3 separate regions of the Homo sapiens genome follow, and regions 1 and 3 are each linked to region 2. Evidence: chromatin contacts called from ENCODE Hi-C or POLR2A ChIA-PET data. All regions are on one chromosome and are shown on one strand. The core of a region is the stretch at or near the end of the contact, and the rest is flanking DNA. Distances in the headings are between cores, read along the strand shown.

The links. Hi-C counts contacts between places; a loop is a spot of excess contacts on that map. ChIA-PET counts read pairs that join two places held with the same protein, here RNA polymerase II (POLR2A). Pooled maps may share reads with other maps.
Region 1: a loop to region 2 is called in a map of gastrocnemius medialis, with 14 times the contacts of the local background. The contact joins the promoter of UBE4B here to the promoter of CLSTN1 in region 2. A Hi-C loop is called at or near these places in 6 of 168 maps with a recorded cell type or tissue (CD4-positive, alpha-beta memory T cell, CD8-positive, alpha-beta T cell, OCI-LY7 and 3 more), 5 of 37 single-sample maps with no recorded cell type and 16 of 50 pooled maps. POLR2A ChIA-PET finds 5 or more read pairs at or near these places in 3 of 52 experiments (GM12878, PC-3 and activated T-cell).
Region 3: a loop to region 2 is called in a map of gastrocnemius medialis, with 10 times the contacts of the local background. The contact joins the promoter of PIK3CD-AS2 here to the promoter of CLSTN1 in region 2. A Hi-C loop is called at or near these places in 2 of 168 maps with a recorded cell type or tissue (gastrocnemius medialis and sigmoid colon) and 9 of 50 pooled maps. POLR2A ChIA-PET finds 5 or more read pairs at or near these places in 6 of 52 experiments (A549, HCT116, HEK293 and 3 more).

Annotation. Positions count from the first base shown.
Region 1 is chr1:10,029,993-10,034,694 of GRCh38, forward strand. It overlaps UBE4B (ubiquitination factor E4B), which reads left to right and starts at 2,966. Exons shown (of 28, transcript NM_001105562.3): 1 at 2,966-3,702. The coding sequence starts at 3,679. RefSeq lists silencers at 2,584-2,973, 3,004-3,223 and enhancers at 2,738-3,392, 3,784-3,833.
Region 2 is chr1:9,820,842-9,825,306 of GRCh38, forward strand. CLSTN1 (calsyntenin 1) reads right to left here and starts at 3,124. Exons shown (of 19, transcript NM_001009566.3): 1 at 2,802-3,124. The coding sequence starts at 2,892. RefSeq lists silencers at 2,846-2,925, 2,936-3,085, 3,256-3,305, 3,326-3,385 and an enhancer at 2,998-3,714.
Region 3 is chr1:9,685,938-9,690,239 of GRCh38, forward strand. It overlaps PIK3CD-AS2 (PIK3CD antisense RNA 2), which reads right to left and starts at 1,637. Exons shown (of 2, transcript NR_126367.1): 1 at 1,398-1,637. The region is part of intron 1 of PIK3CD (phosphatidylinositol-4,5-bisphosphate 3-kinase catalytic subunit delta); the gene reads left to right. RefSeq lists enhancers at 1,392-1,561, 3,682-4,302 and silencers at 1,612-1,751, 2,077-2,271, 3,278-3,837.

The DNA.
Region 1 (4,702 bases), core at 1,716-4,215, 210 kb after region 2:
TTAGCCGGGCGTGGTGGCCCATGCTTGTAATCCCAGCTACTCGGGAGGCTGAGGCAGGAGAAGCGCTTGAACCCAGGAGGCAGAGGTTGCGGTGAGCCGAGATTGTGTCAGTGCACTCCAGCCTGGGTGACAGAGCAAGATTCTGTCTTAAAAAAAAGAAAAAAGAAAAGAAAGAGAAAAAGCCGGGCACAGTGGCTCATGCCTGTAACCCCAGCATTTTGGGAGGCGGAGGTGGGCGGATTACGAGGTCAAGAGATCCACGAGAGCATCCTGGCCAACGTGGTGAAATCTCATCTCTACTAAGAATACAAAAATTAGCCAGGCATGCTGGTGGGCGCCTGTAGGCCCAGCTACTTGGGAGGCTGAGGCAGGAGAATCACTTGAACCTGGGAGGTGGAGGTTGCAGTGAGCTGAGATCGCGCCACTGCACTCCAGCCTGGTGACAGAGCAAGACTCCATCTCAAAAAAAAAAAAAAAAAAAAAAAAGAACAGAGAATATGAATGAATAGGTATTTGTCCAAAGAAGATAAACCTAAGCAGATGTTCAACATCATTAGCTCCTAGGAAAATGAAAAACAAAACCACAAAGAGATACCATTTCACATCTACTGGTGTGGCTACAATAAAAAAGACAGACAAAAACCATTGTTGGTAGAGATGTAGAGAAGTTAGAACCCTCACACATTGCTGGTGGCAGTGCAGCTGCTTTGGAAAACAGTTTGACAGTTTCTCAAAAAGTCAAACATGTAATCCTGCAATTCCTCTCCTAGGTATATGCCTAAAAGGAATAAAAATAAAAACATATGTCCAAACAAACACTTGTACATGAATGTTTATAGCAGCATTACTCATAATTGTCAAAAGGTGGAAACAACCCAAATATCACTATGAATTGATAAACAAAATGCGCTACAGCAATACAGTGATACATTTGGCATTAAAGAAATGAAGTACAGATATATGCTACAATATGCGTGAACCTTGAAAACATATGCTAAGTGAAGGAAGCCAAACCCCAAAGGCCACACGGTGTATTGCTCCACTGATGTGAAATGTCCAGAATAGGCAAATTCACCAAGACAGAAGGTAGTTATCCTGCAGGAGTCTTTTTTTTTTGTGACGGAGTCTCGCTCTGTTGCCCAGGCTGGAGTGCAGTGGCACGATCTCGGCTCCTTGCAACTTCTGCCTCCCGGGTTCAAGCAATTCTTTGCCTCAGACTCCCAAGTAGCTGGGATTACAGGTGCCCGCCACCACGCCCTTCTAATTTTTGTATTTTGTATTTCACCATCTTGGCCAGGCTGGTCTTAAACTCCGGACCTCTTGATCCACCCGCCTTGGCCTCCCAAAGGGCTGGGATTACAGGCGTGAGCCACTGCGCCCAGCCCGGGAGTGACTGTTAATGGCTTTGAGGGTTTCTTTTTGGGATGATGAAAATGTTCTGAAATTGGACAGTGAGGATGACTGAACTGTGAACATAATAAAACCACTGTACACCTTAATTGGGTGAATTGTATGGTATGTAAATTAGATGGCAATAATGAGGTTAAAAAAAGTAAACTTTTAACATCAATGTCACCAGGGGTTCAAGTTCTGGCTTACACAGAATTCCTTTCCTGGAGAGCAGATAATATGCAAAGCCAGCAGTGATTTATTTTTACTCACAAATTCCTTACATATTTTTACTCACAAATTCCTTACATATCTAGTAGTCAGGTTCCTATTTTAAGCATGTAGCAAATACATTGTAACTCTTAATTCTGGAATGCAGTCTTTATGGCTTAGTGAGCCATCCAATCCACTTATAGTCTTCGTCAGCGGCAAAATCTGGAATTTCATGGTACTGTTACTTTGATCGCTCAACTTAGATTTATATTTTATAAATATATATATACATACATATATATATATTTTTTGAGATGGAGTCGCGCTCTGTCGCCCAGGCTGGAGTGCAGTGGCGCGATCTCGGCTCACTGCAAGCTCCGCCTCCCGGGTTCACGCCATTCTCCTGCCTCAGCCTCCCGAGTAGCCGGGACTACAGGCGCCCGCCGCCACATCTGGCTGATTTTTTGTATTTTTTAGTAGAGACGGGGTTTCACCGTGTTAGCCAGGATGGTCTCGATCTCCTGACCTCGTGATCCGCCCGCCTCGGCCTCCCAAAGTGCTGGGATTACAGGCGTGAGCCACCGCGCCCGGCCAAATATTTGTATTCTTGTGCACCGGAGGATGGTTTTCCCCCACTGACTCCAAACGTCTTCCTTGCATTTGCTGTGTACAATTCAGTGATTTGGGTCTCTCATCCATTTATACTTTCAAATTTTACCAATACTTTTTGAACACACTTAAAAAAAAAAAAACCCAGGAAGTATCTCTAAAAGGCCAAGGTAAAATAAAATGAATGGGAGTTCTTGTGTTCGAGTTTTCTTCCAACTGGGCTTTCCTGGAGGAGGTGGAAGAGTGTGTGGCAGATGTTTCAGAAAATGAGCGCTCAATACGGTAGATCACGCTCCCGGGGTCAAGGAGACGTTTTCCGTTTTCTTTTCCCTCGCTTAGGCGGCGGGCGCGCACAGTCCAGTGGGAGCGATGAGGTGTTTCTAGGCCCCCAAGTCACAGAAAAGCAGGCGATTGGGAACAACGGAGGCGCGGCGGGCCCCCGGGCCGCGGGCCAGCGCCACCTTCTGGTGGATCTTCCCCGACGCGAGTCTGGGAGTCGTCCCTCCCCTTGCCAGCCTACCTGGCTCAGGCCCGCCGCGCCCGCAGCCCCAGCGCGGTCGCCGTGGCAACGCCCCGCCCAGCCGCCAGCCTCCCTTTGCCCCTCCCCACGTCCGGCGCGGCTGCGCGGGACGGGGTGGGACGGAGGCGGGGAGAGGACGCAGGCGAGAGGAACTCGGCGGCGCGGCGCCCGCGGCCTATTGGCTGCCACGTCCCGGCGCCAGAAGCCCCGCCTCCCTGACGGGGGTCACGTGATCCCTTTCAAAGATGGCCGCCCTGTTGTTTTGATGAATAATACTTGGTGGGGCGAGGGGGAAAGAGTAGGGGTGGAGGGGTAGGAGGATTTACTCTTCCAGCGAGAGCTACGCGCATCCCATCCTCCCCCTCCCCCCTACCCGGGCTCCGGCGTGGAGGCGGGGCGTGGCCGGCCTGCTTTGGGAGGGGAGGGGCTTCCCTTACAGTGCTGGGCTCTGCCAGGACGGCTGTGGGGTCGCCTTACCTCGGGGTATCCACTCTGCAGTCGACCAGTTCCCGCCAGGAGCAAAGGGTAGGAAGGAGAGCAGGATCTGCTGTAGGAACGCAGCTACCGCGCCACTATCACGAAGAAACAGCAGGCTCGGGGCACGAGACGAACTGGAGACCGCGCTGCCTAGCTGGGTAACCTGGGAAGCAGAGGGTAATAAGTGGCGCCTTAAGACAACCCTGTAGCAGCAGCAGTGGCGGCCAAAGGAGGCTGCTCAGGGAACAAGCGGCTGTAGTAGTCTGTGGGGCGACTGGAGTGACCGAAGCCAAGGCAGTTTAGTGCCTCTCGTGTTCTTATTTTTTAACCTCTGACTATGCAATTCTGAAACCTCCCCCATTCGGGGGACCAGACAGCCTGATAGACACCTTCCACTCTCCTTCCTCCCGCCGTGGTCTCGAGAACAGAAGGATCTCTCCTTAACGCCTTTCACCATTAAGAGGAAAGCGATGGAGGAGCTGAGCGCTGATGAGGTGAGGAGGTTGGGGGACACCTTGAGGGATTAGTTGGCAACTCGTTAGCGCTTTGGACAGGGATGGTATTGCGCCAGTGCTGTCTGGCCTTTGGGCTTGGAGAAGGAACGGAGATGATATTTTCCAAGAATAACGTGACTCCCCGATAGGGTCTCTGGTTTTGTTCTCCTTTATTCTGTTGCCTTCTTTCTTCATTCTGAACTCCATTTGCTTCTTTCCGAGTGTTCTTTTAGGGTATGAACAAGAGGAGAGAGCATCTTGAGGTGTTTATTCTTTTCTTCAGGGTATGCGAACAAGAAGGGCGAGATTTACATGAAGTTAAAGTGTGTGTGTGTCTGTGTCTTCAGGAATTTAAAGAACAATTTTGGATGGAATGAGAATGTATGGTGGGTGAATATTTTTAAAGAAAGCATTTGAAATTCCAGATATGTGTGGTTATTGCACTGTATAAGCTTGATTAAACATATATTTTTGCTTGAGGGGTGGTTTACAGACAGATTCTTTGATATTTAACAAAATATGTATCTTCTCCACAGTTTAGAGAATTCCAGTTATATTCTGGTACTTAATAGACCACTAATGACTTCTGGCATTCTTCTGTTACATTCTATCTTTTCCTACTTCTTGAATCTTTCAAACTTGTGTTTTGCTGTAGCAGAGACTGAACGGGAAGCAAGTGGAAGCAAATGACTTTCTAAACTCTCTCCTGTTCTCATTTCTTAAAGGAGTTATACAGATCTACTTCTTGATGTTTTAAAGATTGTTTAATAAATTAGGTTGTTGTAAAAAAAAAAACAACCAAAAAGCAGTGGCAATTAGGGTACAAGGAATTTCCTATGATTCTACTGCCTTTTCTCTTCCTTTTTGCAAATTAGGAGCTTCCCTTTCAGGACCCCTACTGGCCATACCCTCTTTAGCCTACCTCCACATTTCTTCACTGGTTCATCATGTAAACTTCCCTACAGTATTAGGAAAGCAGTCATCCATCAAGTTGATTGTA
Region 2 (4,465 bases), core at 1,874-4,373:
GAAAAAGTGTTGCAGGGAAACAGGATTTAGGGGTTCAGGAAGAGAAATTATTTCAAATAGGATGGTGAGGGGAGGTCTCACTAAGCCTATGTGCAAATGGAAAAGTAACAGTGAATTTTATGTATTAAGTGGCTTCGAAATGCATTACATGGTTGCATTTTTTAAATATTCATATAAGCTTTCTATTTTCTCTGCTTCACTGTTCTATTTCCCGATCTCCATGAAGAAGGCAGGTAGCTGAAGGACATGACCGTCCAGGGCATGCCAAAGATATTTCTTCTAATATTTTGGCTTACTGAATTTGTTTTTAAGATGGAGTCTTGCTTTGTCACCCAGGCTGGAGTGCAGTGGCGCAATCTCGGCTCACTGCAACCTCCGCCTCCTGGGTTCAAGCAATTCTCCTGCCTCAGCCTCCCAAGTAGCTGGAGTTACAGGCGTCCACCAGTACACCCAGCTAATTTTTATATAGTTAGCAGAGATGGGGTTTCACCATGTTGGCCAGGCTGGTCTCGAACTCCTGACCTCAGGTGATCCGCTGGCCTCGGCCTCCCAAAGTGCTGGGATTACAGGCGCAAGCCACTGCACCCAGCTCTACTCAATGTTTTTTGAGAACTACAGCTATAATTAAAATAAAATTTGAGGGTCTCTACAAAACTAAGAGTCAAGATGCAATTTATATTAGAAAATCTATCATTTTCTGCAGCAGTCTGTACGTAATCTAACATTAACAATGATTAAAGGTAGCTACAGCATGAACAGGAGTTCATGTCGTACTGCCTTACAGCCGTAAAAAATTCAATTAGTTGAAATGATCTCTTAAAACGAGCCCACAGAGTGTCTCCAAACTGTAAATTTACATATGAAATTCACTTGTAATATTTCAAAATGAAATTGTTTATTAGCATTTCGTGTAATTCCAAGACATTTTCTAACTTGCAACCTGAAAAAAATGCATACGAATAACTGATGTGTAAAATGTCTTTATTCCGAAGACTAAGAATCTTGAACTACTGTAACTGCACCAAGAAAAACTTAGAGAAAGCAAATTACAAATGACTCAACTAGCCAACACACCTTTCACACAAGATTTCTGTCGGTCTCAGGTAATGAAGATATTCAAAGTTGAAATGTATGCTGTTTAAGTAACCAAGGCAATTAAATAATGACTAACAAATGTAGGTGCTATTTAAGAAAGCACCAATTTTAACAAGAAATGGTATCACTGACTAAATATACTTAAACTGTTCCCAAAATACCCAATCCAAGCACATATTTTTAAAATGTGTGGGTTTTCCCCAAGAGAAGCAAAACTTTTGACATTTCTCTTGGATATATTAGAGTTTCAGACCTCCAACCCACATCTGGAAAGAACATTTCAAACTTAGCTTGATGTTACTTTTAAAAATCAAATGGCCAGCAATGAGATACTTAGTGACTAAGATCTGAATTTGACAGAGTCAACAGAATGTTAGAAATGAAATAAAAGAAGTATTCAAAGTTTATCATCCTCGATGTTTAGAAAGGAACATGGAACAAAAGATGCATTTGCCGCCTCTGCCCTTTAATTCGTGAACACCATACTTCTCTCCTTATGTCACGCCAGGGAAGGGAAAATAAGAATTTTTAAAAAGCTTGCTAAATTCAAATATGACCATTTCATCTAGATTTCTATCAATCCTCCTCCCCAAAATTTCTTTTGATTAAAAAAAAATCAGAACAACAGATTTAAGCCTACAGTAGATTCTACAGACTACACCTAGATTACTCTGCTCTAAGGCCAAGGAAAATGTTTACGATTTCAAGATCCACTCAGAAGCAAATACTGTATCTGCAATGCGTAAGCTTTTCGTTGGCAAGACCAGTCAATAGCAGAGGCATGCAAGGTTTAAAAGGTTAAGTGGATGAAGGTTAAAAGCTAATAATAAATTAGCCAAGAAATACTACTTCCCACCGAGCCATAAAATAATTTCGGTCCTACAATCCTAAAAAACCAGAGAGGTTTCTCGTTTTTGTAGAGAACATCTAACCCTCCACGGTCTAAATGACCGTCAGAAAAACAGCACCAAGGCACCAGGGGTAGCAGAGACGGAGATTTCTAACACTGGGTGAGCCCGCGGTCGCAAATCTCATCGCGATTTCACCTTTGGGTGAAAAGGTGGGAGGGAAGCACTAAGTTTCAGCCTCGGCTCCACTGGAAACAGACAACGTCTGAAGGACTCTGGGAGGAGGCGGAAAGGGGCGAAGTCGTGGTGTCCGCGGTGCAGCAACACAGAATCGGGATCTTGGAAACGGGATGCGGAGGAGTGGGCTCTTATGTAAGCACACACCAAAACTGTGCGTGCACCCCCCGCCTGATGCACATCTGAGCACACGTACACAGAGCATCTCACCCAGGGGTGCAGCCCCAGCCTGCGTGCGCCGCTGAGCAGGGCGGACTGACCCTTCGGCCCGTCTGCACGTTCCCCCAAATCAGCGCAGCCACCACCATGGGCTGCAGTGGGGGCAGCCCAGGCTCAGGAGCCCCGCCCGGGACGGAGCCTGGCTTCCCCGGGACGCCTGCAGCGCGCGCCCACAGTCTCCTGCGCCCTGGCCCCGGCTCCGCGAGCCCGACCCCCAACCCGAACCCCACGCCCTGACCCGGCTCCCTGCGCTCGGACCCGACTCCCCGCATCCCGGCTCGAATCCCGGCATCCGGCCCTACTCCCGCACCCGGACCCGAATCCCCGCACCGGGACCCGAATCCTGCACCCGGACCCGAATCCCGCACCGACCCAGCGGCCCGGCCCAGCCCCGGGGCTTACCTCGCGCGGCCCAGACCCCGCCGCCGCACAGCAGCCCGGCCAGCAGCAGCCGGGCGGCCGGGGCCAGCGCGGGAGCGGGGCGGCGCAGCATCGCCAGCCCGGGGCGGGAGCGGCAGGGAGGCGCGCGGGACGCCGAGCGGAGCTCTCGGAGCTCTCGGGGCTCTAGGGGCCTGGGGCTAGCTGCTCCGCGGCGCGGGGAGCTCCGGGGGTCCAAGGAGGAGCCGCCGCCGCCGCCGCCGTGACGCTGGGCCGCGCGCTCAGGACGCGGCGCCCTCCCCGCCTCAGAGCAGCGTCTTGCTGAAGGCAGCGGCAGCAACTAAGATGGCGGCGGCGCTCTCTCTCGGGTCCGGCGAGGGTACCCGGCCGGGGGCGGGGTGGCGGCGGGAGGGGCGGGGATGGGGAGCGACGCGAGGCGCGCGCGCGGCGGACCCTGGGAGCGCGCGGGCCCGGGAGGGGCGGGGGAGAGGAGCGGAGGGAGCGCGCGCGGCGGACCCGGCAGCGGGCGCGCGCCTCCGAGCCCGTCGGCCCCGCCTGGAGCGCGCGCCCGCGGGGACGCGCCTGGGGTGGGTTCCGAGCGGCCGGGAGGGGCCCGGGGGACTGTATCCCTTTCCCTGGCCGCAGATGGAGAGCCTCAACTCCGCGTCCCTACGCGCGCTCCCGGGCTCCTAAGGCCGGGTGAGCGGTACCCGGGGACCCGCTCCTCCTTCTCCACCCCGAGGACTCATCCTTCCCACCCGCTCCGCCGAGGAGCGCAGACCCCGGCGGAGCAGTGCGGCCCAGGACCCTTGTCACTTCGGGCAGGTCGCGTCGCCCCCCAGAACCTCGGGGTCCTCGTCTCCCCAGTAGAGGTGTTGAGAGGGGTCACGAAAGGGGGTCCAGGAGACGAGGTCAGCGAAACGCGCCTGGTAAACAGTTAAGGGCCGCGCAGCACTACCCACACCGGCTCCCGCCCCGGGACCTGCCCCCGGGGAGTCTGTCCTGAATTCACTGAAGGAATCTATTTGTGACTTTCAAAAGGCGGCTGGTGTGCGCGCTCTTTCTCAGTGACATGGTGCGATGCTGGTTCTTAGAAATGCGGAGGTCCGAATGGATAGAGAGGACAGAGAAGCCCTCCCCCTCTACCGTGGATCCCTACAGGGATCTTGGGGTCCTCCCAATTTCCCAGCGTCCAGCGGCCCCCTCCTCCTCGCCTCTGGACCCCTGGCACCCCCCCGCAGTGGAGGAAAGGCCTGGAACAGCCGTGGATGGGCGTGTGTGCAGGCACTGTACCCTATGAGACACTACTGGCTCCATTTTGCAGATAAGGAAACTAAGTCAGAAAGGTGAAATGACTTCCCCCGTTGGGACAACTATTGTAAAAAGAATCAGCCCTCAAGGACAGGATGTTCGCATTAGGGGGACACCAACAGCAAAAAGTGGAACCCTAAAATGTTCATTTTTCGAGACCGCTGGAGGAGCTATCCATGAATGTCACTGCTCCAGGTGGGGGTGGAGGAGGCTGGCAGCACTGGAGGCTGGGTGGAGACTGGTTTGTGGGGCGCAGAGGACTTATTTAGGAGACTAGTGGGCAAAGAGCCCAAAAACGTAGACTGAGGTCAGATTGGGGGAATGGACTTGATCCTACAGTCAACAGGAAGACCTGGAACGGCTGGGAACAGCGGTGT
Region 3 (4,302 bases), core at 387-2,886, 140 kb before region 2:
AATGCTGAATGCCAATTTGAGTTAGAAAGAGAATAGCAGAATTCCAGCCAGGTTGGAGGCTAGGATATTGGTGAGCATTTGGGAGAAGCTGAGATTTCATCACAGCAAAAGTGTGATGAAATCACACATCACAAAGTGTCAGGAGAGGGAGAAGTGACTGATGCAGCAAATACTCTTCCATCTTCTAGGGCTCCTTGAAGGGAACAAGGGCTCCAATGAGTGGGAGCAGAGGCTCATTTGGTTTCCTGCCTTATGTTTTGGGATTTAACAAGAGGATTGGCCCTTTTAGTAGCAAGTAGAGGAGCAGGAATCTAATTTCTTGGCTCCATCATAGCTCACCGCAGACTTCTGGGCCAAGCAATCCTTCTCCCTTGGCCTCCTAAGTAGCTAGGACTACAGGCAAATGCCACCATGCCAGGCTAATTTTCTTTTTTTTTTTTTTTTAGTAGAGACGAGGTCTCACTGTTTTGCCCAGGTTGTTCTTAAACTCCTGGCCTTAAATGATCCTCCCACCTCGGCCTCGCAAAGTGCTGAGATTACAGGCGTGAGCCACCGTGCCCGCCTTAATTTACTCTGATTTTTCTTTTCTTTTTAAAATAGAGACGGGGGTCTCACTGTGTGGCCCAGGCTGGTCTTGAACTCCTGGGCTCAAGTGATCCTCCTGCCCTGGCCTCCCAAAGTGCTGGGACTACAGGCGTGAGCCACTGTGCCAGGTCTACTCTGATATTTAACAGTGGTAAAATTCATTTATCCACTAAATGACTTTATTTATACTCTCACTTAATTTCAGAAAGGACTGAAGGTACCTGAGCTGTGAACAAAGAATCAGAGACTGGTTTTTCCTCCATCTCTGCCACTAACTAGTTGTGCCACCTGGGGCAAGTCACTTGGTCTCCTTGTGTCTGTTATCCATGTGTGAGAGCCAATACTTAATATGAGTGCCAGGCACTGTTCTAGAGATTTTCCATGCATCTGTATTCACTCTTTTAATTCTTCTCTACACAATTTATTAAGGTCTCTATCTTTTTAGAGTTTGTCAGGGCAGTTCCAGTTCATCGTGGCAATACAAGAAAGTCACTTTTGGGGGCTTTTGCCATTTCAAAGAATCTTGGATTTTTCTCTGGGCTCCAGAGACACCCGTGCCTGACACCCCCAATTTGAACCCCCAGCGGATCATTGGGTTCCATTGCTGATGGGGACCTTGTGTTTGAGCTTGACTTTCCCTCCATCCATGCTGGAGATAAACGGAAGTCTTCGCGCAGGGGGACGATTGCAGGACGGGGCCGCTAGGGAGGAGGGCTCCCACACGTGGGGAATGGGGGTGGAGGAACCGCTGAAGCTCGTCTGCCCTTTGGAAAATCTCGTTGGTGTCCTAGCCCTGGGATCATTGTACTTACCAGGTTGGGGGGCTCTGCACCCAGAACTCCTCCCAGCCTCTGTCTGCCCGTCCAAGGTCCGGCGTGACTTCCGGTGGCTGATTTCTCATCTTGGGGAAATCCCCGCCCTGGGGGGGTCCGGTGTGGCCTGCAGGGAGCCTGACTCACCCGTCGGCTGAGTCAGGGGGTCCCAGCTGCCCTCGGATGTCTGCTGCACCGCTCCCCTCCCTCAGGCGGGGGACGGCAGGAAGGAGGGAGAGATGGGAGGGCGTGGGGGCGGGGCCGGGGGCGGTCTCCAGCCCCCGGCCCGGGCTCCGCCCTCTCCCGGGATCTGTGAAAGCACAGCCAGGGTGCGGGCGGGTGAGTGCCCACCTGGTGCAGGGTGTGAAGAGCGAGAGCGCGTGTATGAGCACGAGCGTCTGTGGTCTCTGTGTGTCCGTTTACATGATTGCGCCTGTGTCTGTGTGTGCGCATCTGCATGCGTGTCTTTTTGAGTGAATGTCTGTGTGTGACTTCTAGGGACGGCCAGGGAAGAGGAGTGTCCCCTCCCACCCTGGCCCCCCGTCTTCTCATCCTGGACTCCCTCTCTTCTCTCTCCTCCTTGGGGGGTGCTCTGGGCATCCGGGACCCCTGGCAAGGCTGCCGGGTGCTGGGAGGACGCAGAGGCCGCCGAGGGCGGAGGGAAGCGTCAGGCCTGGCTGCGCGCGCCCTGGCTAGGGAGCTCCGAGTCCCGGCCGCCTGGTCCTTTCATTCTGGGCTTCTTCGAGATTCTCGAGGGCTTCCAGCCGGCAGTGTTTTCTCCTTGCCGTCTTCTCAGGCACGAGGAAGGCTCCTGGAGCTCATCTGCCTGGGATGGGCGGCCCTGCCTTGACCTCACGTGCAGCAATTAGGACCACCAAGGAGTGTTCTTCAAACCACCTTCTACCACCCCGCGGGACACGCCAGGGCTGATTCTGGTGCTCGCACCCCGCTTCCTCCTCTGCGTTCCCCTGTGGCAAAGGTTTGTCTTGGGCTGTGGACCCGAAAGAATATTCTAAGGGGAGATGGGCTCTTGCAGAGCAAGAGGGGTATGGTTTCAGCACCAAACTAAACTGGTGCCAGCGCTAGCTCTGCCCAAGAGGCTGTGCAGACAGTGTTTGTGTGAGTACGTGAGGGTGAGAGTCCCTGCCCGCCTAGCTTCGGCTTCCCCACTTACAACCAAGGGAGAACAACATCTATCTTACAGTGTAGATGCCTGGATAAAAACTGGAGCGCCTGGCCGAGCACTTTGGGAGGCTGACGCGGTAGGATGGCTTGAGCCCAGGAGTTCGAGACCAGCGTAGGCAACATAGTTAGACCCCCGCCTCTACAAAAAATTTTAAAAAATTAGCTGAGTGAGGTGGTGCGCACTTGAGGTCTCAGCTACACGGGAGGCTGGGGTGAGAGGATCGATTGAGCCAGAGAGGTAGAGGCTACAGTGAGCTATGATCGCACCACTGCACCCCAGCCAGGGCAACAGAGCAAGACCCTGTCTCAAAAACAAAAACACTGGAGCGCCCAGAGTTTTTTTTAAGTGCGGGACAAGGATTGTCTCGGTGTTGTTACTGCACGCACACCGCCCGTTGTAATGGATAGATGCATTAGTGAAAGTGCTAGGTACACTCATTTATTTTCTAAATCTCACATATAAGGGAACCCCCGATGGAAAGGCCCATCAGCTAGGGAACAGCCAGCAGGCTGGATTTGAGCCCAGAGCCCGGGCTGGCCAATTACTCGAGTGAGTCTGGCTCCGGCTCTGTGACCTGGGTCCAGTACCCCGCCCTTTCTGCGGATGCCTTGCAAAGCGGGGAGCGGAAAGCAGTTTGGTGGACGACCAGCCCTCCCTTGCTTTGCAGGTGGCGCTTTCTATTTATTGATTGTAAGGTGAAACCTAGGCCAGAGCCAGCGTGCGCGCGCCGTCGGGGTCCCGCGGCTGCTCTGGGGCTCAGGGTGCGAACCCCAAGGGCCCCGCCTGGCAGCGTCCTGGGCCTCCGGGCGAGAACAGCGGGGGTCGGGGAGGATTTGCAGCGTCCACTCCTCTCTCCGCCGCCCGTGTGAGCTCGGGCGCTTCTCCCGGCTGGGGGTGTGAGAATTTGCCGACGGTGCCCGCGCCGCCGCCGGCCCCGGCCCCGCCCCAGCCCCGAGGACGCCCCGCCCCCAGCCGGCGCCCCGCCCCGCCTGCCAGTAGTCCCAGCCCCGCCCCGGGCCGCGCCCCTCCGCCGAGCCCCGCTTGCCTGCACCTCGCGCGGCGGGCCTGCCCTCCGGCCCCCGCCGGCCCCGCGCCGCTGCCCGGAGGCTGGCGTCTTCCCGTCACTCCGGGACCCGCCCGCTGTGTCCCCTGGGCAACTGTCTCCAGGGAGATCGGGCCCCGCCCCCGGCAGCGACACCCGGTACGGAGCCCACCTGTGCGGGCGTCTGCGGGGTCCCCGTGCCCCGCCCCCAGCCCCGCCGGGCGTCCCACCCCGCCCAGCCCCGGGCTTTGTCCGCCTGGGGCGGGGTGGGCAGGGTCGGTGGAGGCGATCAGGGGTCCGGGGCCGTGGGGGCTTGGGGGGCCGAGGCAGGGGGTTGCGTTCGCGGTGGGATTCTCAGCTATGGGCCGCGCGACGCTCTCCTCTCCTAATCTGGTTGCTTCCTTTTGTGCCCCCCGGGGGTCAGGAATCCCAGGTTTCTCCGCTGCCGCCCTTGATGGGATCCGTGAGGCCTCCAGCGGGCTTCGCACGAGGACGCGCCTGTTCGGGGCAGGCTGTTTACTTGTCGGGGACCCAGCAGTGGCTGTGCGCGTCCTCCCCTCCCCCTGCCCCCTATTCGGGACGGAGCCTCCTGCGCTCTGTCCCTCCCGAGCTGTGCCCTTGAGCCCAAGGGGGCTAGAGGGTGGCAGACCCAGATCCTGAGGTCCTGCGGCTTCCTC